Linked DNA regions of Homo sapiens: regions 1, 2 and 4 are each linked to region 3. Evidence: chromatin contacts called from ENCODE Hi-C or POLR2A ChIA-PET data. All regions are on one chromosome and are shown on one strand. Each heading gives the region's core, a stretch centred on a gene start or an enhancer-like site at or near the end of the contact. The rest is flanking DNA. Distances are from core to core; before and after follow the strand shown.

Region 1 (6,158 bases), core at 3,619-6,118, 1.6 Mb after region 3:
GGGTGGAAAAAGATGTGGTTAAGAAACAACAAAAAACCTCTGTCGCCCGTCTCGGGTGGGGAGAGTGCACCAGAGGAGAGGGGACTCATCACCACCAAGATCCCCAAAGCCCCAGACAACGGTAGCTACTGCCTGCCTTCGAAGAACGATGATTCAGAAGAAGAGGTGAGAGCAAGGGCTTCTGGGGTGGAGGGGCTCCCAGCCAACTGGCACAGCCAGGCCAGGTCCTCCTCCAGCCACGGCACAGCACCGGGAATCCCATGTCCTTCTGAGCTCCACCCGGCACGGACTCTCATTACTATCATTTTAGCTCCTGTTTACTGAACGTTTACCATGTCACAGGCCTTGACACACAGCCTCTCACTGACATCACAAAACAACAGGAAATCACACCAGCCACCCATAACAAAAGCCAGCTGGATTAAATAATTAAAAGTGAAAAAGGAAACCAAGACAGAACTAGAATAAAACCTAAATAATTATTTATCTGATCCTGGGTGGGGAAAGGCCTTTCTAAGGTAAAAAAGCAAAGAATAAAACCATAAAGGCGAAGATCACTGGATTTTACTGCCTGGAACTTGCAAACCCCCATAGGTCAAGAAATGCAGGAACAAAATTGAAAAGTCAAATCGGAAACCAGGGAAATATTTGCAACATGGGACAGAGCTAATATCCGTGCCGTGTAGTGTTCACAAATCAAGAAAAAGGCAAGCAGTGCAGGAGACAAACATGCTGAGTAAATAGCCTGATAAATCACAAGAAATGTGTATGACCAAGGAACAGAAGAGAAACAGTCGAAATCCACGGGGACAGAAAGATCAGTGGTTGCCACGGGCTGGAGGCAGGGAGTTTGGGGACTGACTGCTCCAAGGTTTTTTTCTAGGGTGATAGAAATGTTCTGGATTAGATAGTGGTGATCATTGCACAATTGTTTAAATATACTAAAAGCCAATGCATTGTACAATTTAAACAAGTGAATTTTATGGTATATGAATCATATCTCAACTTTTAACAAAGAGAAATGGTCACACTTAGGATAAGATAACCACTTTTCATCCAGAAGGTGGCAAAGGTTTTTAAAATAATACCCAGTGCTGGCACCACTGGTGACAAGAAGATATATGCGTATGACCTTTCTGGAAGGCTACTCAAAAATAATGTATCAAAAGAATAAGAAATGGCTATTAGGCAGATGAAAAGATGCTCAACACCATTTTCCATTGGGGAAATGCATATCAAAACCACACTGAGGCTAAACCCGGTAGCTCACACCTGTAATCCCAGCATTTTGGGAGGCTGAGGTGAGAGGACTGCTTGAATCCAGGTGTTCGAGACCAGCCTGGGAAATATGGTGAAACCCCAGCTCTTCAAAAAACAAAAACAAAACAAAACAAAACAAAAAACCACATCACGTAGTGTAGTGAAAAACAAAAATTAGCTGAGTGTGGTGGTGTGTGCCTGTAATCCTAGCTACTCAAGAGGCTGAGGTGGGAGGATCACTTGAGCCCAGGAGTTTGAGGCTGCAGTGAGCTGCCTCTGCACTCCACTGCACTGCACTCCAGGCTGGGTGACAGAACAAGACCCCGTTTAAAACAAACAAACAAAAAAAACACCACACTGAGAAACTACTTCACACCCTTTAAGATGGCTGGGATGGCTACAATCAAGAAGACAGACAATAACAAATATTGGCAAGGACATGGAGAAACTGGAGTCCTCTCACGCAATGATGGTGGGAATATAAAATGGTACAGTTGCTTCAGAAAACAGGTTGGCAGTCATATTTATTTTATATATAGTCATTTTTTTTTCTGAGTCAGAGTCTCTCTCTGTTTCCCAGGCTGGAGTGCAATGGCATGATCTTGGCTCGCTGCAGCCTCCACCTCCTGGGTTCAAGTGATTCTTCTGCCTCAGCCTCCTGAGTAACTGGGATTAAAGGTATCCACCACCACGCCCAGCTAATTTTTGATTTTTAGTAGAGACAGGGTTTCACCATGTTGGCCAGGCTGGTCTCAAACTCCTGACATCAAGTGATCCACCTGCCTTAGCCCCCCAAAGTGCTGGGATTACTGGCGTTAGCCACCGTGCCCAGCCCAATGTAATTAAACATAGAATTACTGTATGCCCCAGCAATTCCACTCCTAGATGTATCCCAAGAGAAATGAAAACACAGATCCACACAAAAACTTGTCCACGAATGTTCATAGCAGCATTATTCATAACAGCCAGAAAGTGGAGATAACCTGATGTCTATTAAGTGATAAACAAATAAGCAAAATGTGGCAAGTCCATACAATGGAGTATTTTTCAGCCATAAAAAGGAACAAAATACATGCTGTAACTTCGGTGAACCTGGAAAACATGATGCTAAGTGAAGGAAGCCAGACACAAAAGGCTGCATAGTCTGATTCCACATATGTGAAATGTCCAGAATAGGTAAATCCCTGGAGACAGAAAAGAGATGAGTGGTTGCCAGGGGCTGGGGAGGGAGGTATGGGGAGTGACTGTTCATGGGTACAAGGTTTCCTTTTTTGATGACGAAAATGTTCTAAAATTAGATTATGGTGAGGGTTGCACAACTCTGTAAATATACTAAAAACCAATGAATTATACGCTTTACACAAGCGAATTTTATGGTTTGTAAATTATATCTCAATAAAGCTTTGAGAGCAAGAACGGATCAGAAGTGCTCATAAAAGCCTTGACCCAGCACTCCCCTTCTAGGAACTGAGCAGAAGAAAATCATCAGAAGTGGGCACCAAGACTGACATAAGGTGTTCATCCCAGGGTCATCTATACCAGCAAAAAAGTTAAAAATGGGCTGGGCGCGGTGGCTGTAATCCCAGCACTTTGGGAGGCTGAGGCAGGCAGCTCACCTGAGGTCAGGAGTTCGAGACCAGCCTGGCCAACATGGTGAAACCCCGTCTCTACTAAAAATACAAAAATTAGCCGGGCGTGGTGGCACATGCCTGTAATCCTGGCTACTCGGGAGCCTGAGGCACGAGAATCGCTTGAACCTAGGAGGTGGAAAAAAAAAAAAAAAAGAATACAGAAAAATGTTCAGGACACAAAGTGAAAAAAGCAGGTGACCAAATAGTATGAGGAATGCCAGGCCCGCAAAGGCTGAAGCTTTTGTCCACAAGCTCCTGCCTGCAAGGGGCTCCAGACAGAATTGTGCAAAAAGTAATCCCTTCCCAGCAATTGCTGAAGGAATTGGAATTTGGAGGCGGAGGCAAAGTTAAAGACAGAGAAGAGGCTGGGTGTGGTGGTGGCTCACGCCTGTAAATCCCAGAACTTTGGGAGACCTAGGCGGGAGGACTGTTGAGCCTAGGAGTTTAAGACCAGCCTAGGCAACATAGTGAGAGTTTGTCTCTACAAAAAAACTTAAAAATTAGCAGGGCATGGTGTCCTGCTAATGTCTATGCTAATAGCAGCATTAAATAGTCCCAGCTACTTGGGAGGCTAAGGTGGGAAGATCACCTTGAGCCCAGGAGGTTGAGGATGCAATGAGCCGAGATGGCGCCACTGCTCTCTAGTCTGGGGGACAGAGCAGTGTCCCCCAGTCTCAAAAACAAAACAAAAATGACAATAATGACATCTACCAAAATGGAAATGCTGGTTCTCTCTGGGTAGTGAGATTGTGGGAGGTTTTTCTGTTACTGTTTTTTTTTTTCTTTAAATAGTTTCTGCCATGAGCTTTATTAATTGAAAAAGCAAAATAAAAAACATTAGGAACTCAGACATGGAGGCCCTCGGCAAGTTAAAGACAGTTTCCTAGATTACATGGGGTACCCAGATGAAGACAGGGCAGGGCCCCCTTCCAGGTGGTTCCCTAGAGAGAGGTTTCTCTCTCCTCCTACAGTGGTGCCCCTGTGTGTAGAGCTGAGGTTGGGGTTCGAGTCAGGCATGGGGTGGGGGGTCCCAGGCAGCAGCCACAGCGAGGGAGGTCCAGAGGCCAGGTGGCCCTTAATCGCCCCGATGTACACTGTCACCCAGTGGTTCCAGAGGCCAAACAGTGGGCGGGGGCCACAGCCTCCTCCTCAACTCAGAGGGGAGATAGGAAAAAGGGGGTATGGGGCCCCAGAAAGGAAGCTGAGGTGGCCCCTCCTGCACTGGGAGAGGAAGCCCCCCCCGCCACCCACCCCCGGCCGGCACTCGGAGACCTCTTCTAGCGCAATCAGTTTCCTTTTCCATTCACAAAGAACTGGGTGGGGGATTTCCAGCAGCGCCAATGGGGCCAGCCAGGGGTTGCTGTGGGGAGCAGCCAGGCTGCTGCCCATCCCGGGGAGGGACCCTGGGGACCCACCTGTGGGATCTGGTGGCCTCCTTCCCCTTTTTCTGCCCTTCAGGGTAGGAACACATCATGCCAGCTACTCCCTGAGCCTGCAGTTGGCTCAAAACAACCCACTAAGGCAAGTGCTGGCATCCCATTTTCTGTAATGAGCCACTGAGGCGCAGAGAGGCCAAGTTCTTGGCCCAGAGCCACACAGCAAGGATACAAGAGCCAAGATCTGAACCTGACCCTGTCCATCTGCCCTTCTCCAGCGTCCACCCTTCGCCCCTGGACCCTGACCCTGAACCTCCAAGCCCACAGCCCTGACCCCACAATGGTCTCATCTCAATACCAGCCTCGAAAACAAACAAAACAAAAAAATACCACACCAACTTCCAAGAAGCCAGTAAGAGCAGCCAGGCCTGGTAAGCAGGACGGGGTGGGGATGGACCATAATAACTTAATTACCTCCCCCCTTGTTGGATTCAGGGCACTTTCTAGGCTGTGGATTCGCAGAATTTGAGCTGAAAGGAAGCGCCCCGATACCATCTGCCCCCGTGGTTTCAGCGCGGTCGGGGGTTTCTTCTAAGCGGCAAAGCACTTTTTCAAAAACGATTTTGCATGGAACCCCAATAAGGGGGCAGATGGGGCGGCAGTGTGTGTGGCTGGGGCCGCAGGAGCCCTGCCCAACCCCCTCCGCCTTCCCCATCACTCCCAGAAGGCCACTGCAGGCACCCACTTCATAGCTCAGAGAGGACTGGGACCTACCTGGGTCACATGGCAGCCCAGGACAGAGTGAGGATGGGACCTCCGTTCCTACCCCAGGAGCCTCTGCCGCTGGTCCCCCAGGAGACGTGGGCCCAGGAAAAAACCGGCTTCTTAAGCCTGTGTGCCCGCCAGGACCTGAGCTCTGCCTGCCTGCCAAGACCAGGGCTCAGTCTGCCCTGCTTGCCGGGATACAGGCTCGTTCTGACGGTGGAGGGTGGGTGCTTTCTCTCTGCCTGTTCTGGGGCCTAAACACAAACCCCCTGCCCCTGGTGCCCCCCGGCCTTGGCAGACCCACCAGGGACTCTCATTTCCTGCCTTGGCCACCTACCAGCTCTGGGGCCTCGGGCAAGTTTCTGGACCTCTCTGTGCCTAGTTTTCTTGGCTGTGAAATGGCTTCATCACTGTCCCCACCTCCGGGGTTTGTGATAAGGATTCCATGGGATGTGGCGGACACAGTGCCTGTCACATGAAAACCAATTAATAAAAATGGGCCGGGCGCGGTAGCTCACGCCTGTAATCCTAGCACTTTGGGAGGCCGAGGCAGATGGACAGCCTGAGGTCAGGAGTTCGAGACCAGCCTGGCCAACATGGCGAAACCGCGTCTCTACTAATAATACAGAAAAATTAGCGGAGTGTGGTGGTGGGCGCCTGTAATCCCAGCTACTCGGGAGGCTGAGGCAGGAGAATTGCTTGAACCCTGGAGGCGGTGGTTGCAGTGAGCCAAAATCACACCACTCTGCTCTAACCTGGGCGACAGAGCGAGACTCTGTCTCTAAATAAATAAATAATAAATAAAAATGACAACGCCAGTGATGCCTGCAGCAGCAAAGCCTTGCAGGCCCCAGCGAACACTGGCTGTGTTGGGCACAGCTCTAGGTGCTTCCCAGACAGCACTCAGTTGATCCTGGGGCCAGAGCCATCATTCAGCTATTTTTACTTGAGTAAACTGAGGCACAGGGAGGGCAAAGTGCCTTCCCCCGGGTCACAGGCTCAGAAGGGCAGGGGCAGGCCAGGGCCGCGCCTGTCAGAGCCCGAGGCGGCTTCCTGCCGTCCCTCCTCCTCCTCCTCCTCCTCTTCCTCCTCCTCCTCCTCCTCCTCCTCCTCCTCGCACTCCTGC
Region 2 (6,340 bases), core at 1,728-4,227, 1.1 Mb after region 3:
AGCTCATGAAACTAACATTCTAGTGATGGTGAAGGGAAAGAAACAACAACAAAAAAGATACTGGAAATCACTGAAAGGCAAAGCATGGAACAAGGCTGCCAGACAGAACACTAGTACATTTCCTTTTGGTTCAGTCGTGATGGAAGAGAAGATTTGAAAAGAGACTGGAGAAAACGTTTGTTCATTCACGCAACAAAATAGTTATTGTGCACCTTCTATGAGACAGGTAATCTGTTATGCAGCGCAGACGATCAGGAACAAAATAGACAAGGAGCTTCTTCATGAGCACATAATATTCCAGTGAGAGAGAAAGATGGCAAAATAGATTTTTAAAAAATCAGTGATGAGTGCTGTATGGAGAAATAAAACAGATTAATGTGACTGGCACTTTAGACTGGGGGGAAGATAAATCAAGGAAGAACTCTAAGGAGGAAACACTTAACCTAAGCCCGAATGATGAGAAGTAACTAACTAGCCTTTCAAAGTTTGGGCAGAGAATATTCCAGTCACAAGGAACAACTAGTGCAACATATCCTAAGGCAGTAAAGAGCAAGGAATATTCAAAAGACAGTAGGAGAATGGTTGGGAGATGAGAGGGAAGCCAGGAGTCAGGTCATATAGAACTTAGGCTACTGTGTGGAGACTCAAGAGTGGAAGCAGGGAGACCAGAGAAGAGGCTATTGTAATGTTGACCTAGACTAGGGTGGTAATAGTAGAAAACACTGTTAGCTTTATGGCGCAAAGTTTCCCTTTGGGTCACACTTGTTCTGTGATATTATCTGATTCCCATGGAGCAGGGTGGGGTAGGGGTGTCATTTTGCCAGTAAAGGCCCCCAAAGCATAGGGTGCTGTAGGGTGTGTCTGAGCATGCCTGACAACCAATCAGCCACACCTACACCATTTTTTTTTTTTTTGAGACAGAGTTTTGCTCTTGTTGCCCAGGCTGGAGTGTCATGGCATGATGACGGCTTACTGCAACCTCCACCTCCCAGGTTCAAGCAATTCTCCTGCCTCAGCCTCCCGAGTAGCTGGGATTACAGGCACCCGCCACCACGCCCAGCTAATTTTTGTATTTTTAGTAGAGACAGGGTTTCACCATGTTGGCCAGGCTGGTCTCCAACTCCTGACCTCAGGTGATCTACCTGCCTCAGCCTCCCAAAGTGCCGGGATTACAAGCATGAGCCACCGCACCCAGCCCACACTTTTTTTTTTTTTTTTGAGACGGAGTATTTGCTCTGTCGCCCAGGCTGGAGTGCAGTGGCGTGATCTTGGCTCACCGCAACCTCCGCCTCCTGGGTTCAAGCAATTCTCCTGTCTAAGCCTCCCGAGGAGCTGGGACTACAGGTGTCCACCACCACGCCCAGCTAATTTTTGTATTTTTAGTAGGGACGGGGTTTCACCTTGTTGGTCAGGCTGGTCTCAAACTCCTGACCTCAGGTGATCTACCCGCCTCAGCCTCCCAAAGTGCTGGGATTACAGGCGTGAGCCACTAAGCCCGGCCTACACTTTTAAATTCTTGAAACTTTGCCTTGAATGAGCTGCAAGTGCCAAATCCACGACAGGGAACGCTTGAAAATAGGAGACTTCAACCACTGGAGACAACTACTTCTTGGTTTCACTTCCCCACAATGAGTACAAAACCTGAAAATGAAATGACTGGCTCTCTCGCAACACTAAGCTTGCCCATCTCCTAGAGGAAGTTAAAAGCTGCTCGTGGGTGAAGACAGGTGCAAGAGGAGGGGACTGGGACTGCGGTGTTGCATTCAGCCACCATTTCCAACCGTCCATTTACTCAGGCCAGGATCCCTAATTCTGCAAAAATGGAAGGGGGGAAAGGCGGAGGTAGTGGCAAATTCTTCCATGCCTTGACCCAATTTTACTGATTTTGTTGCCAACCCCAAGATGTTTCCTACAACAGCTATCCCCAACCTTTTTGGCACCAAGAACTGGTTTCATGGAAGACAACTTTTCCACGGGGTTGGGTGGTTTCGACATGAACCTGTTTCGCCTCAGATCATCAGGCATTAGATTCTGATAAGAAGCACACAACCTGGATCCCTCACATGCGTAGTTCACAATAAAGGTCGTGCTCCTATGAGAATGTAATGCCGCAGCTGATGTAACAGGAGGCGGAGCTCAGGCTGTAGTGCTAGCTCGCCTGCCGCTCACCTCCTGCTGTGCGGCCCGGTTTCTAACAGGCCACCGACGGGCCTGGTGGTTGGGGACCCCTGCTTTACAGGGTGGCTGAACTGAAGCTTATTCTTCACGCTTGCACTATTCAAGATGTATGATATCTGATCATTGTTTGCACACTGCAAAGCAGGCTGCAATCCAACCCTGGGAAGAGGGGCGCGGACACGCAGGCTAACGCGCCTGCATTTCCCCCCGCCAACCCCTCCCAGCTTCCACAGCCGGGAGCCCGGTGGCGTCGACCTCGCACCGCCCTCCGGTTCTCCCACTTGGGACTCGAGGGTTGGATCTCGCCAGGCACCGCCCTCTCCCCACAGGTGAAGGGAAGGGGCACCCAGTTCCCTCGGCTGCATCTTTGCAAGGGTGGATGCAAGTATAAATGCTGCAAAAGCAAGGGTGCGCCGGGGCCCTGAAGCGTGCATGCCCGGTGGTCATAACATTCTCCGCTCAGAGTCCACTAGGCCTGTAGGACGCCGGGAAGCTCTGGGACCGTTGCTACAGACCACCTCCCGTCAGCTCCCGGAATCCAGCGTCTCCCCACGGGCGCGCGCTCTTCCGGGCGCCCCGGCGGCACCTGCGCGCGACGTCCCCCGCCCCGGTTACCTTGTAGAAAGTGACCGTATCCAGGGGAAGGGCGCCCTTGGTGTGCAGGCCGCTGCCGCCATGCGGAGCGGAGAGGAGCAGGAAGCCCAGGAGAAGGGGAAGCAGCGGGGAGAGAAATGCGGCGCGGGGCACAGCGGCAGCCATATCGCCGGGTTCCTGCAGAGGGAGGTAGGTAAGCGATAGTGGAGAACGCCCCGAGTCAGCGGTCACGTGACTGGGGGGGCGGACTCACGCGCGCTCACGTGGACACCCCAGGAGGCTCCCATCTGTCTAGGGTGAGAGGGTGGGGCCACGTGAGGGGCGGGGCGAGGGAGGGGAAGCTGCTGCGCACGCGTACTCGGCGAAGCTCGCGTAGGGCCTGGGTAAAAGGGCGGGGCCACGTTGCGGGCGGGAAAATGGGCTCCTGCGCGCGCGCACTCGCCGAGTCTTCCGGCGGGTCCGCCCAGTTCCGTTCCTGCTCCGCTTGAGGAGAAGCGCCAAGTGCGCATGGGGACGCTATAGCAATTCGTTTGCTGTCCTTCCTCTCCTTCGAAGATGACAAGGCCTACCATCGTTTCTTCCTGCCTTTGGGCCGTCAGGCAGTTGGTTGGGACCCGCTCCAACCCTCGGTCAGTCTATTAGTCAAGTTCAGCCGTTATTCTCAGTCAGGCTCCGTCACCACCCTGACCCAGGCGGGCAGTGGCTCCGCGGCTTCCCTGAGCTTTTTGGCCAGGCTTGGCGGTCAGTGTGGCAAGCAGGGCCCTCTTAGGCCCGATCTGAGGTGAGCGCCTCCCCTGGGAGACGCCAGGCTCCTGGGATCCGCCCAGCCAAGGCCCACCCTCCAGGAACCCCAGACGCAATTCTAATCATTCTGTTCCGCAGGTAGTCACTCGGTCCCTGGCTTGTGCCAGACTCTGGCTTTGCCTGCGGGGCTACGGAATAAGCAGAAACAAGACCGTTGTGTGCTGAAGGCACGCACTTTGTTGGGGGAGGAGGCGGCATAGGAATAATGATCTAAACAGTGCAGTGTAATTGCTGTAAAATATTATTCCGGCTGGGCGCGTTGACTCACGTCTGTAATCCCAGCACTTTGGGAGGCCGAGGCAGGTGGATTACCTGAGGTCAGGAGTTCGAGACCAGCCTGGCCAACATGGTGAAACCCCGTTTCTACTAAAAATCAGGCGAGTGTGGTGGTGCGTGCCTGTAATCCCAGCTACTCAAGAGGCTGAGGCAGGAGAATTGCATGAACCCAGGAGGCGGAAGTTGGGGTGAGCCGAGATTTCGCCATTGCACTTCAGCCTAGGTGACAGAGCGAGACTCAGTCTCAAAAAGAAAAAAAAAGACCGTATTTTCTTATTGTAAAGAGACAGAGATTCAGCCATCCCTGCTCAGGAGCATCAGAGGAAGTTGTAGACAGGAGGTGACTTTTGAGCTGGACCTTGAAATAAGAGGGGGCGTGCATGAGGCAAAGAGAAACAGGGCATTTCTAACAATGGGAAAATTATGCACAGGCATGTTGGGGAACTGGTTGAGATGAATCTATGTAAAGGCGAACTGGCGCAACAGCTGCTGCCGCTCTTTTTTATTTTGATTGATTATTACTGAGCTTCCATGGGGCGGATTCGAAAGGGTCTCACCAAGCTAAAGGGTTTGGAGTCACCAGAAGTTTTAACTAGGAGAGTGAGGTTAGATTTGTGTGTAGAAACAGCACCCAGGTCAGCCTGGGCAACGTAATGAAACCTCGTCTCTACAATAAGTAGAAAAATTAGCCATGTGTGGTAGTGCATGCCTGTGGTCCCAGGTACTTGGGAGGCTGAGGCAGCAGGATCACTTGGACCTGAGGGGTCGAGGCTGCAGTCAGCCCTGATTGCTGCCACTGCACTCCAGTCTGGGCAACAGAGAAGACTGTCTCAAAACAAAAACAACATTACTCAGGAATGAAGGAAATGGATTGGAATTGAGAAGACGGGACTAAAGCCAATTAATGGGGTATGGCAATAGTCTAGTTGGAAGAGGTTAAGGTCATGCAGTAGGACATAATAGGGCTGAAGAAGTATGGATGGAATTGACAAACTTTTAAAGGGTAGAATTCACAAGATTTGATGAACAAATGCATGTAAGAGAACATATACAATGCATTGTAAGGGACTTACTGCTATAATTAACCATTGTATGTTTCCAAAATGTATGTGTATAAATAGTCAACAGTGATAACAGGATCCAATCATGGACAACCAGTTTGATTGGATATAAATTTTGAAAGAAAGTGTGTGTGTGTTTGTGTGTGTGTATGTGTGAATGTGTCTGGGGAAGTTAAGAAAAATTTTGAGTTTGCCCTATTGATGGCAGCCAGCTGCAGCAGGGAGGTGTGACTGGGGCTGCACACTCCATGGAGCCTGTGGGAGCCCCGCCCCTTCTGAGTTGAGGCAGGAGCCCCTGGTGCCATTGTGGCTGCCCTCCCAGGTGCAGGACCTGGGCATCTCTGCAGCCTGCACCCTTGGGGGACCAGCAAGACACCCTACTGCAATCCCTGCAGGCTCAGGAGTGTCTGTTCCCACCGCCTGGACTCTCTCTACTCCCGGGGCCTGCTCCAATCTCAGAGCGGGCTTGGGGCCAAGAATGGCAATGGGAGGCAGATTGATTCCAGGGTAGAAGTGGGTGAGTCCCCAGTAAGACCCCACCTTCAGGTCAGGGAGGGCCTGAAGACAGGGGTCCAGGCTGCCAGTCCTGCAGACTGGAGTAGGGACTCGTGGTGCATCTTCTGGCCTGCCCATGGACCAATCGGCATGTACTTCCTCCCCTCGGAGGTCCATAAAAACCCTGGGTTCAGCCAGAGTAGGGCAGAGGACTGCCAGAGGACCAAGAGGGCAGAGACCTATGGGTCAACAAGCCTAAGAGAGGAGCTACCCTCTCTGCTGATAGTTGGAGATGATGGAACAGCCAGTTGCAAAAAGGACCTACCCTCCCTGCTGACAGCTGCAGAGACAACCTGTGGGCAGAGAAGAGCCACCCTCTCCAGGGCCTCCTCTCTTCTGAGAGCTGCAGACATTAGGACGATCAGTTGCAGAGAGGAGCCATCCTCTCCAGGGCCTCCTCTCTACTGAGAACTGAATACCTGATGGACAACCTGCCTACAGAGAGGAAATACCCACTGGAGGTCTCTGAGCTGTTGTAACACTCAATAAAGTTCATCTTTGTCTTGTTCACCCTTCATTGTCCACGTACCTCATTCTTTTCCTGGATGCAGGACAAGAACTCGGGTAAAGGCACTGTGGCCACAGAGGTTTCTGGCCAGAAAATGGACACCCCAAAGACCCCGTAACACTATGAGCTACAAGACAAGTGATAGAAATTAGAAGAAGGGAAAACTATGAACTGAGGTGGTGAAACAAGGCTTTATGTAACTGGTGGAAATAGAGTTAAGCCTTGGAAGGAGGAACATTTTAGATAGAGAACAAGTGGAAAAGGAGCAGATACGGGAATGAACATGATGCTTTGGGAGAATGACTGGCTTGGTTGAAGGGAGTTCTCCAAACAGGAGATAGTAAAACAGTTTTAAGCTCAGATA
Region 3 (6,429 bases), core at 2,705-5,204:
GATCTGAGCTTTGGTGATCTCGGACCATCATTATCAATTCCCCCGGCCATGCCATAGTGATTGAAGCACAGTTGGTTTTGGGTGCCCTCTCTTCCTCTTGGGGACCACAGTCCAAACCCCCCTGGTCTTTTCTCTTCTGGTCTGTCCCAAGTTCAAGGTCTTTGATCTTTCCTCTCATTGCCACCCCTCAGGGCTTGGTTCTTTGCTCAGATGACTGAATCTGGAGTCCAGGGTAGGCACCCAACAGCAGCTCACTGGGTCCCTATCCTGGGGCCTGGGACACCTTAACCCAAGAATTTGCAAACTTGATACAAGCTGGGTGCCCATCCTTAATAAAATCATGCTGAGAAAGCCAGTTCATAAAAGTGTTTCCAAAAAGGGCTGCTCTGGTTAAAACAAGAGCAGAGAGACAGACTCTCGTTTGCCTGGCTTTCTATTACCCCACCCCCCACGATTCCAGGTCACCCCGGGAGTCCCTGGAGCCCAGTGTGCAAACCATAGTATTAACCCAGAGTAATTGTGGTATTTCAGGTGCAGCCTATGGGGAAATACTTTGGACAAGCAGCTGATGCTTGCTCGAGCCACCATGTGAGGTGGGCATGGACTGGGACAAGGACAGATGGACTCTGAAGCCCTCTAAAAATCCTAAGACAACACAGCACAGACTTTGGAATTGGGCAGGTCTGGACTCCAATGTCTACCCTTCCCCGGTGACCCTGAGAAGGCACCATAGCTTTCCCAGCCTTGGCTTCCCCATCTGTAATATGCACATGGTAGAACTGTTTGGTGGAATAAATGAGAAGGCACCATAGCTCTCCTAGCCTCGGTTTCCCCATCTATAATATGCACATGGTAGAACTGTTTGGCAGAATAAACGAGGTGATACATATAACGGGTTTAGCAAATAATAAACATGGAACACGCACCATTGCTGATGTTGCTATTATGGCCCCATCACTTGTGAACTGTCTGATCTTGGGGGAGTTAGTTCTTCATCTGTGAACTGGAGGTGATGATGGTACCTACCTCATAGGGTCCTTATGCATGGAGATAGATGTGTGGGAACATGTAAAGGTGCTTAGTTGATGCTTGGCACAAAATGAACATTTAGTGCATGCTGGATATTACTTATCGTCATTATTATTATTGTAATCTTTGCTCCTGCCCTAGTGGCCAACCACCCCCGGGCTTCGTCCTTGCCTGCGGACGACGCAGAGGCCCCCTCCCCCTGGGCCCCGTCTTACCCCGGCGGGATGGAGGCGCGCGCGCTCACGCTGGTGGTGCGCTGGGGCCCGGGCCGGTTGAGGTTGTTCTGCCCCGGGGTGCGCGCTCCGCCGGGGGCGCCCGGGCTCCGTGGGGGCGCCCCGGGAGGCGGCGCGGGCTCGGCGGGGCCGGCGGCGGGCGCTGCCCAGAGCGCGGCGCCTGTGAAGGTGGCGCTGGGGCGCACGGCAAGCGCGCCTGGAGGCCCTCCAGGTGGCGGCGGCGGCGGCAGCGGGGGCGCGGGGGGCGCCTTGCGGCGCTGCGAGGCCAGGATGGCGTTGGAGGCGGCGCGCGTGCTGTTGACCAGCAGGCACTGCTGGCAGGAGCAGGGCTGGCCCGAGCTGGCGCCCACGGGCCACGACTGCGACTTAGGGATGGAGCCCACGGTGAGCGGGTAGGCGAGGTCCAGGCGGCGGCGCAGGCGGCGGCGCCGGCGCGTCTGGCGGTTCATCTGCGACATGCTGTTGAAGTAGATGAGGTAGCAGAAGCCTAGCGATGAGAGGTCGAGCCACGGGTGCTGCTTCTCGTAGGCGTTCTGGATGGTGATGCAGATGTCCATATCGTAGGCCGTCCATGCGCCGCCGTCGTTCTCCCACTCCCACACGATGCCCTTGCCCGGCGCCGACGACGGGTCGTAGAAGTTGCGCCGCACGGGCCGCATGGTGCCTGTACTCGAAATGGGGAGGAGGCGTCAGCACAGCGGGCGTTGGTCTGCGCGGCTGGAAGGGCGGGCCACAGCCAGGCAAGGGTGGGCGGGAGGTTGGGGGGTCAGCACAGGCCTCCAGGGGGTCCACCCAGACTTGGGGAGAGGGTCAACACATGCACGGAGAGGAAGGAGGTCAAGGCCCAGGCATGAGGTTCAGCACAGGCTGGAGGGTCAGGACAGGCGGCAGCCAGGGTGAGGGGGGCCGGGGCTAAAGGTTCAGCGCATAGCACTGGGGCGAGAGGTGGGCAGGGGCGCGTGGTCAGTAGATTGGGCGTAGGGGCGGGAGAGCCACCAAACAGGGTGGGGGTGCCAAGATAGCCTGGGGTAGGAAACCAGCAAGGTGTGGAGGGCTCCCCCACCCTCCACCTCTCCAGGGCCAAGACAGACACTGAAGTGGGGGTTATCACAGGCCCTGGATGGTGCGGGGGAGGGCAAAGGGGGCCTGGGGGTTCTTCAGACCAGAGTCAGATAAAGTGGGGCAGGCATAGACAGAGACCAAGGCCATGCACATAGGCCCCATGCAGTCCTCTTCTTCATTATAGTTTGCTCACTCATTCAATGATTCATTCATCAATCTGTTCATGCCTTAGTTCATTAATTTAAGCACTATTTCATTTAGTCATTCAACAATTCTTGCATTAGTTCATTCACTTATCCATGCCCTAGTTCACATATTCATATATTCCTTCATTCAATGATTCATTCATTCATTGATTCTTTCCTTAGGTCATTCATTCGTGCCTGCAGTCATCCATTATGTTATTTTATTTTATTTATTTATTTAGAGACAGGGGTCTCCCTATGTTGCCCAGGCTAAGTCTCAAACTCTTCGGCTCAAGCAATCCAACCGCCTTGGCCTCCCAAAGTGCTGAGATGACAGGTGTGAGCCACCATGACCGGCCCCACTTTTTTTTTTTTTTTTTTTCCAGGCAGAGTATTGCTCTGTCGCCCAGGCTGGAATACAGTGGCACAATCTAGGCTCAATGCAATCTCCGCCTCCAGGTTCAAGCGATTCTCCTGCCTCAGCCTCCTGAGTAGCTGGGACTACAGGCATGCACCACCTTGCTGGGCTAATTTTTGTATTTTTAGTAGAGATGGGGTTTTGCCATGTTGGCCAGGCTGGTCTCGAACTCCTGACCTCAGGTGATCCACCCACCTCAGCCTCCCAAAGTGCTGGGATTACAGGTGTGAGCCACCGCCCCTGGGCCCCTTATGCTTTTTTTAAATTGATACCTTTATGTATTCTCCATCTTCAGCCCACTCCCGTATTCAGGCATTCAGACATTCCTTCATTTACCATCATCCTATTTAAAAATGTGCACCCCCCACGTACTTTCCCCTCTCTCCTTCCCCGCTCCATTTTCTCCCTCAGATATACTTCACATTCTACCCATTTATCTTGGTTTCTGTCTGTCCCCCCCTCGCTAGAATGTAATAGCCACAAGGTCAGGGATTTTGTTTTATTTACTGCTATATCCCCAGCACCTGCACACAGCAGGTGCTCGAGCGATATTTGTTGAATGAATGAATAAATTCATTAGGTCACAAATGGATTCTTTTTTTTTTAATTCATTCACACTTTGTGCTCATCCCTGCATTCGTCCATTCCTTCATTTGCTTATTTGTTACTTTCATTCATCTGTTTGTTTCATTTGTTACTTCCTTCAACAAACAACTGCTGACTGCCAGGTGGGCCCCCTTTCATAAAGGAGGGCACTGAGGCTTTACTCCAAACCACAGCTTCATGTTTGCCAAAGCTCTGCGTGCTCCCCTGACAGCAAGGCTCCACGGGAAACTCTGGGCTAACCAGAGATAACCCAAGGTCCAGGCCGCAGGACTTCTCAGAGCCTTTAGCCTGCTCTGTGTCTTGGGGCTGATGAAGTGAGTCTTTTGCTGGGTTCATTTGGCACACCTGCAGAAAGGCTGCACACTTGACTTCCCCTCAACTGCGGGAAAGTCCCTTAAGCCTCCTCAGGCCTTAGTGGCCCCATCTCAAAAAGAGGGGTGATCATCCATGACCCAGCCCTTCCCTCTCACACAGTATTTGGGGGAGGAGTGAGTGAGAACAGCTGCAGAGGGTCTGGGTGGGACCCCAGGGCTGGGAGGCAGACAGCCCTCACTTCAAGTCCTGACTTTCTGACTTTCCAGCTCTGTGACTGTGCGTAGGCAACTCAGCATCTCTGGGCCCCAGTTTTCTCATGTTGAAAATGGGCATAAGCAGACATGCAATAGAAGACTGCTGCGTTTGCCAGCTGTAGCAACAGTTGCTTGTGGGGTTGCTGAGAGGATCAATTGAGATAAATACCGTGTCTACTCTGATGATTCCAAAATCTGCCATCTTTGGCCCCGTCTTCTCCCCTGGGAGCCAGGTTCATGACCCTTCCCTGGAGAGGTTTAACAGGCACCTTGAACTCAGCTCTGCTCTCCCCTGCCCCAAACCTGCTCCTCCTGAAGTCTTCACATAGCAATTCCTGGCAGCTCCTGCGCTTCCGGATGCTCTTCCTTGGACCCCCAAATCTTGGTCTCATCCTTGACTTCTACCTCATATCCCACCTCCAATCTGTCAGTAAATCCAGTCATCTCCACCTTCAAACACATCCACATCTGACCACTGCTCCCCACTGCACTCACACCACCCAGTCCCCGCCATGTTATCTCTCCTGCCTGGACCATTGCAGTAGACTCATGACTGGCCTCTGTAATCCATTTCCCATACCGCAGCCAGAGGGATCCTGCTCAATGCAAGTCAGATCACATCTTTCCTCTGCTCAAAATCCTTCCTGGCTTCCGCTCACTTGGAGTAAAAGCCAAAGTCCTTGCCATGACCTACAACGAAATCACACATTGTGGGGCCCTGTCCTCCTCTGGCATTGTCTACCTCCCCCTTATCACTCACTCCATTCCAGCCACCCTGGCCTCCTTGCTGTTCCTCAAATACACCAGGCACTGTCCAGCCTCAGGGCCTTCTCACTGGCTGTTCCCTCTGCCTGGAATATGACCTCACCATTCCCAGATGTTCTCATCATTTCCTCCCTTCTTTCTTACAGGTGTGTGTTCAAACATCTAAAAGTGCAGCCCTCCTATTGCTGTCCTCTGAGCTTGCTTTATTTTCCTCCCTGGCACTTGGCATTACCTGACTGACTATATATATATATGAGAGAGAGTCTTTCTCTGTCACCCAGCCTGGAGTGCAGTGGCGTGATCTCGGCTCACTGCAACCTCTGCCTCCCAGGTTCAAACGATTCTCCTGCCTCAGACTCCCAAGTAGCTGGCATTACAGGTATGTGTCACCCAGCTGATTTTTTTTGTATTTTTCGTAGAGACGGGATTTCACCATGTTGGCCAGGCTGGTCTCGAACTCCTGACCTCAGGTGATCCACCTGCCTCAGCCTCCCAAAGTGCTGGGATTACAGGTGTGAGCCACTGCGCCAGGCTGTGACATGATGTATTAATCTGCATGCATTCTTTATGCTGCGTATCCTCACTCTAGGCTGTCAGCTGCAAAGTCAGGGATCTTGTCTGCTTTGCTCACTGCTGTACTCCCAGCACCTGGCACAGTACCTGCACACAGTAGGACCTCAAAACCTGGAAGGCATTTCCATTGTTAATTGGCATCTTCCTCGGGTGCCTGGCCCAGGGATCTGCAACCAGATAGGGGAACTCAGACTGTTCCACACTGGTGTGTCCCTACTCAGGGCTGAAAGAGCTTGTCCTCTGCCCTCTCCTCTGTTAGAATCACAAGGGCTACAGACTAGCCTTGTGCCCTGCCAACTGGACAGGCCCCAATAGCTGGAGAAATCGAGGCACGGAGCTATGGCTATTGATATGAAAGGGGCGGGGTTGAAGAGGTGGAGAGGTTGGACTGGCAGCCCAGCCCCAGGAAATAAGGTCCCTGGGCACCTACCATGTTCCAGCCAATCAGACAAAAACTTCCCCTGCATCTCTGGGGCAGCCTCACTCTGATGCCTGATTTATCATTTTAATTGAGTGTGTGCAGATTGATTTCTTCCCTGGTGATGGGGCTTCCTCCACAGTAGGCCCGGGAGGAGGTGAGTTAGAGAGAAAACCCTGGATCCTGCTCCCACCTGCTCTTGTGTGCTGGTCTTCCCCTCTCAGGGCCTCAGTTTCCCCACCTGCAAAATGAGGGGTTGTGATGACTGATCTTCAAGGCTGATGTGCCTGAAGTACCACCATTCAGCTCCTGGTGAGGTGAAGGCAGTGTATTACCTGAAAAATGTGCAGGATAGGAAGGGAAGCAATGGGAACCCGCCTTATTTAACTTCCCCTGTGTGCCAAATCCTGAGCTCGGCAGGGGAGGGGCCGGGATAGGAGGTGCAGAGTGAAGTGATTCAAGCAACTCAGAAGTCTCTCGGGTCGAGCCAGGTGCAGTGGCTCATGCCTGTAATCCCAACACTTTGGGAAGCTGAGGCGGGTGGATCATCTGAGGTCAGGAATTCGGGACC
Region 4 (5,997 bases), core at 2,181-4,680, 1.1 Mb after region 3:
CCATCTAACCCTATTAACAAGATATTAATTAGCATCTTACCTCTTTTTCTGGTTTGGGAGAAATATATGAGAAAAATCCTCTTGTATAGGTGGGCTTGGGAGAAAGAGATGAGAAAAATTCTGTTTTGTACATGTGGGGAGATTAGTTCTCATATTAGGTAATATCTGTTCTGTTTGTTTTTTTTGTTTGTTTGTTTTTGTTTTTTTTTAGATAACAGGATTTTGCTGTGCCACTCAGGCCATAGTACAGGATCATAGCCTACTGTAGCCTCAAACTGCTAGGCCCAAGCAATCCTGCCACCTCAGCTTCCTGAATAGCTGGGACTACAGGTGCACGCCACTATAGCCAGCTATTTTTTTTAATTTTTAATTTTGTAGAGACAGGGGTCTTGTTATGTTGCCAAGGCTGGCCTGGAACTCCTGGCTTCATTCAGTCTTCCCGCCTCAGCCTCACAAAGTGCTGGCATTACAGGCTTGAGCCACAGTGCTTGGCCAGGACTTTAAAATTTGTAAATGTATTTTTTTATTGTGAGATATACCAGACATGAACTAGAATGCATGAAACATGTATGTACTATTTAAAGAATGATTATAAACAAACACTAGTGACAAGAAATGGAACATTACCTGTACTTCCAGACATATACCTATTGAGGTTCTTCCCAATCACAGCTCTCCCTCTCACCTCTAGAGATAATCAGTATCCAGATTTTTGTGATAAGCATTTTTTTACTCTTATGTACGGTTTACCAGAAATGTATGTATGTTTAAACAATTTGGTTTTGCTTGTTTTTGAACTTGATATAATTGGAATAATGCTATATGTATTTTTGTACGTATTGTTTTATGAATTGCTTTTATCCCTCAATATTATTTGTGAGATGTATCCACGTTGTATAGAGCATGAGTTCATTTCATTTTCATTGATGTCTGGTATTCTGTAGTATGAATATACTAAAATTTATTTACCTGCTTATGCTGCTATAAGCATTCTTGTACATGTTTTCTTGTACATAAGCATTATTGTATAAGCATTCTTGTACATTATGCTGCTATAAGCATTCTTGTACATGTTTTCTGGTGCGCAAATGCATAAGCTTATCTAGTATATTTGCCCAATATCAGAATTGTCATAGGATTTCCACTGCCCCTAAATTAATGTCAAACTCTTTTCCAACTGGTTGTGCCAGCAGTGTATAAAGTGTCCTGTTGCTTTTTGTTCCCGTTAATACTTGCTGTTATCAGACTTAAAATTTTTGCCATGGGTGTGTAATTATTTTCTTATTGTGGTTTTAATTTTTCATTTCCTTTATTACTAATAAAGTAGGGCATATTTGCATATGTTTATGGCCATTTGGATTTCCTCTTTTGTTAAATATTTTTGCCTGTTTTTCTGTTGAGTTTTTCTTACTACTTAGTAATTTTTTTAAAACACAGTTTGGATCCTTTGTCAGTTATATGTGTTACAAATATCTTCTATTTTGTGGTATGTCTTTTTACTTTCTTTATGGTGTCTTGACACAGACTCAATTTTTCATTTTAATGTGGTTGATTTTTTTCATTATTTCTTTTAGTACTTTTTGTGTTTTGTTTAGGAAAATTTTCCCTAAACAAAAATTGAAGACATTCTCCTATAGAATGTAAAAAAAAGGTTTACAGTTTTTGTCCTTTCACATTTAGGTCTTTAAACTACTTGGAATAGATTTTTTTTTTTTTTTTTTTTTTTGAGACAGGGTCTTGTTCTGTTTCCCTGGCTGAAGTGCAGTGATGCAATCATGGCTCACTGCAGCCTTGACCTCCTGGGCTCAAGTGATCCTCCTGCCTCAGACTCCCAAGTAGCTGAGACCACAAGTGTGTGTCACCATGCCCAGCTAATTTTTTTATTTTTTATTTTATTTGTAGAGATGGAGTCTCACCATGTTTCCCAGTCTGGTCTTGAACTCCTGGGCTCAAGCAGTCCTCCTGCCTCGGCCTCCCAAAATGTTAGGATTATAGTCATATAGTCACTGAGCCTGACCTAGAACTGATTAGATGGAGTCTCACTCTGTCGCTCAGGCTGGAGTGCAGTGGCATGATCTCGGCTCACTGCAACCTCCGCCTCCTGGGTTCAAATGATTCTCCTGCCTCAGCCTCCTGAGTAGCTGGAATTACAGGCGCCCGCCACCATGCCCAGCTAATTTTTGTATTTTTAGTAGAGATGGGGTTTCACTATGTTGGCCAGGCTGGTTTTGAGCTCCTGACCTCAGGTGATCTGCCCACCTCCCAAAGTGCAGAGATTACAGACGTGAGCCACCATGCCCGTCCTAGAACTGATTTTTTGAGTGTAGTGTGAGATACAAAGTAGGGGCCTAATTTCATTTTTTTTTCCTGTATGGATACCCAATTGTTCTAGCTTCATATTTTGAAAAGACTGTCTCTTTTCCACTGATTGAAAAAGCCACTTATGTCATACATCAGAGATCTATATATATATTGCTGGGTTTAATTTGGGCTATTTTCATTTTATTCACCTATTTGTCCATCCCTGTACTAGTACCACAGTATCTTCACTCTAGGTCTATGTTAGTTTTTGTAGGGAGACCTCCTGAAACTATTGCTATGGAATAAAAGATGAAATGCTCCTGATTATTGTAAATACAAAATTGCATGCAGGATTTTGTAAAGACAATGCAAGGTTTGGCTGCCAGAATGAGCCAACAGTGCGTGATGTGCTTCTCCCTGCAGAGAGCCTATAAACGGACGTGCAGTCAGGGAGGTTTCACATCACCAAGATTACTATCCCAGAAAAGCAGATGTTCATAGCTCTGGGAATGCAATGCAACCCTTGTGGAGAGCCTATAAATAGACACATGAGGGGCGCTTGTTCATATGGATAAGATAGGGTTATAAACGCCCTTATCTTGCCACGGCTTTTCTGGGTCTCTTTAGGGTTAAGGCATACTCCCTTCTGAGAATTTGTGGTCTAACCGGTTGTTTCACATCCTGTTTCTGTTGATTGTTTGCAACCAGCTTTTGCTGCAAATATTACTGCTGATTAGTATCTTACTAAACATAGGTTATGGATAGACTGTGTTTCTGTTTTAAGGCTCTGTTAGAAATTGCTGACACACACACTATGTTGTAAATTCTTATCTCTGTATACTGTACTTATGCATACCGATGTTACATTAAAGAATTACTTCATCCCCATGTGATCATCTCACCTCATAATCAAATGACCCCCTAAATCCCTCACTAACCTACCCCCGCCCTCACTAAACTTAATAATAAATGCCAGTATATCCAGTGCATTGGCGGCATCACAGGACCAGAAGGCGGTGACGCCCTGGACCCAGCTTTCACTATTTTGTGTGTGTCTTTTATTTCTCGACCTGCCGATCCACCTGGGAACAAAGAAAGAGCCCCGTTGCATTGCGGGCTGCTGGCCAGATCCCACGATAAGTCTTAAGATGAGGTGGGGCAAGTTCTTCTTTTTTTTTCAAGAGTGTCTTGGTTATCTTAATATTTTATATTTCTTTCTTTTTTTCCTGAAGAGTTGGGTTTATTTCAATAGTAAATTTGAAACTCTTGACTTAAGTGAAAGTACTCTAGTAATTATATCAGGAATAGACAATTTCCTACACTGTCAAATATATGAAAGTTCCTTTTGTACGTTCTTCAACACTGATCAACAAGCAGTTTCAGTCCACATTTGCTTTGATCTGTCACTGAGTTAACCCAAGCTGCTTCTTCAGAGATTCTGGCATCTTGGGGGAGGGCAAGGGAGGCTGAAGTAGACCTTCACAGAATCATAGATAAACTACTGTAGTGCAGTCAGAGTACCAGTCATAATGATACAGACAAACATTCCCTTCCATACACCTTTAAATCCAAGTCTCTGGAGGACTTGAGAAGCACTGCTACCTTTTTCTTTATTCAACACAGATACCACAGAATCATCAGGGTGAGAAACAATTGCACAAAACACTCCAGGTATGTAACCTGCTACAAATGTTACAACCAGCTCCTCTGTCTTTGAACATTCACCACAGGGCTTCCGAACCACAAACTTGTACAATGCTTCAACAGTACCTTAAAAGCAGGCAAACTTCATCATGGCATATGCTATCTGTCTCATCCAGAGAGGAGCAACCCCTTTGTAGAATGTTTTTAGGCCTTCTTCCTTATACATCTTGGGAGCTGCATCCCTCAAAGTCTTGGTCTAACCTGGTTGGGTTTGAATTTGAACCTTAGCAGCTTCCATAGGGCAATTACAGCAAAGAATTCAGCACTGGCAGAGGCAGCCAAATACAGTGATGTGCACCAGAGATAACATGCTCTGGGAGTATGTTGCTATACAAGACTTTAAAGACTTCATAAAAGCCAAACTTGCAGAACACCTGCATGGAGTGGCCAATGAAAGTCAGAGCCTGTCCTTTAGCCAAAGAATGAACACCATCCTCCTTAAGTGTAACTGAGAATCCATTAAATATGCCCTTCTACTTTTGGGGGTCCACCTGCATACAGCATTTCACTAAACCCAGGGGAATGACCGCAGTGTGTGTCAGACCACAACCTAAGACCCCACGAGAGCCACACAATGCATAATACTTCGTGGAGTCAAATTCACAACTGTACTTTTATAAGGCAGCAGCTGCCAGGTTAAGAGAGCAGTGGGGGGGCCTTGCGGGTCTTGTGGGACCGCTGTGGAGGTCCGTGAGGCCATCGTCCACCAGCTGCAGGTGTGGCACATTGAAGGAGTTCACCCATGCCAGGTGTGCCATGGATGAGAGCTTCTCCCTAAGATGGCAAACACCCCACTGTTACTCCCTTGGATTGTGGCTCACAGGGTGATATTTTGTACTTCCACATCAGATTCAGAGTCAGCTTGTCAAGTTCCACAGGAAAATAGGTTGAGATTTCATTGAGATTGCATTTAATCTTTAGGAGTCCCTCAATAAATGGTTTATAATTTTCTCCATAGGACCAAAACTATTTTTAGATAAGTGGGAATGGGGATGCCAAAAGGAGAAGAATAAGAAGAGACAAATTTCACCAGTGTGGTCAGAAACCGAAAGGCAACACATACAGTTCATTCTGACATTTTTCAGTATTACTGACTTTTTACCCTGACTTTTTATTACTGTAAACGTTTTCATTTTCTTTAAGTCCTCAGCCACATCCCTAAACACTTAGCAGAATACCTCATTTCTTATATTTAGAAGATGTTTGGCTCATGCCTGTGATCCCAGCACTTTGGGAGGCCGAGGAGGGTGGATCACAAGGTCAGGAGATCGAGACCGTCCTGGCTAACACGGTGAAACCCCATCTCTACTAAAAATACAAAAAATTAGCCAGGCGTGGTGCTGGGCGCCTGTAGTCCCAGCTACTTGAGAGGCTGAGGCAGGAGAATGGTGTGAACCCAGGAGGCAGAGCTTGCAATGAGCCGAGATCGTGCCACTGCACTCTAGCCTGGGCGACAGAGCGAAACTCTGTCTCCAAAAAAAAAAAAAAAAAGTAGAAGATGTTGCCTGTGCCACTAAAGCACTCTCAATTGTCTCCTTGTGGTACATCTCCACCACAAAATTTCTCATCTTTCCACTCTTTTTTTAACCCTATACCTAAGAAAGGAGTGTCCCTGTGAGTAAGAAGGTTCAGTACTAATCTATCCATGAGTACTCTGATTCCAGAACAGTTGGGATAACTGTGGTTATAGTGGTTATAGATTCCTTCCTATCTGTAGTCTTCCCTTGCATTGCCCACAATCAACCAATGGCAGAGGCCCCAGAAAAATGATGTCAGTTTCCTACTAGAAACATAAAATGTAAGAACTGTTACATTGTTAACATTCTCCTAGCTACATCACATATGAAATGAGGATTTTATTACTTTGACAGATAAGACCACTTTTTTATCTGAGCTTCTGTGACCTGCTCCTGGGACTTTGCTGGCTCACGGAGACACTTCTCTATGGAGCTTCAGTAGCAAATAAGGACATCATCTGCTATAACCTACAAG

The links. A loop is a pair of places that touch in the nucleus more often than their neighbours do. ChIA-PET counts read pairs that join two places held with the same protein, here RNA polymerase II (POLR2A). Pooled maps may share reads with other maps.
Region 1: a loop to region 3 is called in a pooled map, with 4 times the contacts of the local background. The contact joins two enhancer-like sites. A Hi-C loop is called at or near these places in 3 of 37 single-sample maps with no recorded cell type and 2 of 50 pooled maps. POLR2A ChIA-PET finds 5 or more read pairs at or near these places in 1 of 52 experiments (activated CD4-positive, alpha-beta T cell).
Region 2: a loop to region 3 is called in a map with no recorded cell type, with 13 times the contacts of the local background. The contact joins the promoter of ERP29 here to the enhancer-like site in region 3. A Hi-C loop is called at or near these places in 2 of 37 single-sample maps with no recorded cell type and 4 of 50 pooled maps.
Region 4: a pooled map shows a loop between it and region 3 (6-fold over the local background). The contact joins two enhancer-like sites. A Hi-C loop is called at or near these places in 4 of 37 single-sample maps with no recorded cell type and 1 of 50 pooled maps. POLR2A ChIA-PET finds 5 or more read pairs at or near these places in 1 of 52 experiments (OCI-LY7).

The regions. Positions count from the first base shown.
Region 1 is chr12:111,429,006-111,435,163 of GRCh38, reverse strand. All of the region lies in intron 2 of SH2B3 (SH2B adaptor protein 3), which reads right to left. It overlaps LOC124903019 (a long non-coding RNA gene), which reads left to right. Exons shown (of 2, transcript XR_007063462.1): 2 at 1-2,680. Among named protein-coding and RNA genes, the nearest start is that of SH2B3, 26 kb to the right of the region's middle. RefSeq lists enhancers at 1-49, 110-199, 4,121-4,430. Within about 2 kb of position 4,868, at least 12 of the 41 ENCODE cell types and tissues checked have a DNase peak (open chromatin) inside an H3K27ac peak, as active enhancers do.
Region 2 is chr12:112,010,063-112,016,402 of GRCh38, reverse strand. It overlaps ERP29 (endoplasmic reticulum protein 29), which reads right to left and starts at 2,977. Exons shown (of 3, transcript NM_006817.4): 1 at 2,794-2,977. The coding sequence starts at 2,937. It overlaps TMEM116 (transmembrane protein 116), which reads left to right and starts at 3,238. Exons shown (of 11, transcript NM_001193531.2): 1 at 3,238-3,401. RefSeq lists enhancers at 1,504-1,643, 3,314-3,503, 3,374-4,262, 4,767-5,280 and silencers at 2,644-2,733, 3,074-3,153.
Region 3 is chr12:113,072,921-113,079,349 of GRCh38, reverse strand. DTX1 (deltex E3 ubiquitin ligase 1) reads right to left here. Exons shown (of 10, transcript NM_004416.3): 3 at 1,245-1,926. Among named protein-coding and RNA genes, the nearest start is that of DTX1, 19 kb to the right of the region's middle. Within about 2 kb of position 3,954, at least 5 of the 41 ENCODE cell types and tissues checked have a DNase peak (open chromatin) inside an H3K27ac peak, as active enhancers do.
Region 4 is chr12:111,991,769-111,997,765 of GRCh38, reverse strand. It overlaps TMEM116 (transmembrane protein 116), which reads left to right. Exons shown (of 11, transcript NM_001193531.2): 4 at 5,877-5,997. It also overlaps the pseudogene SLC25A3P2. Among named protein-coding and RNA genes, the nearest start is that of TMEM116, 18 kb to the left of the region's middle. RefSeq lists a silencer at 5,507-5,801. Within about 2 kb of position 3,430, at least 3 of the 41 ENCODE cell types and tissues checked have a DNase peak (open chromatin) inside an H3K27ac peak, as active enhancers do.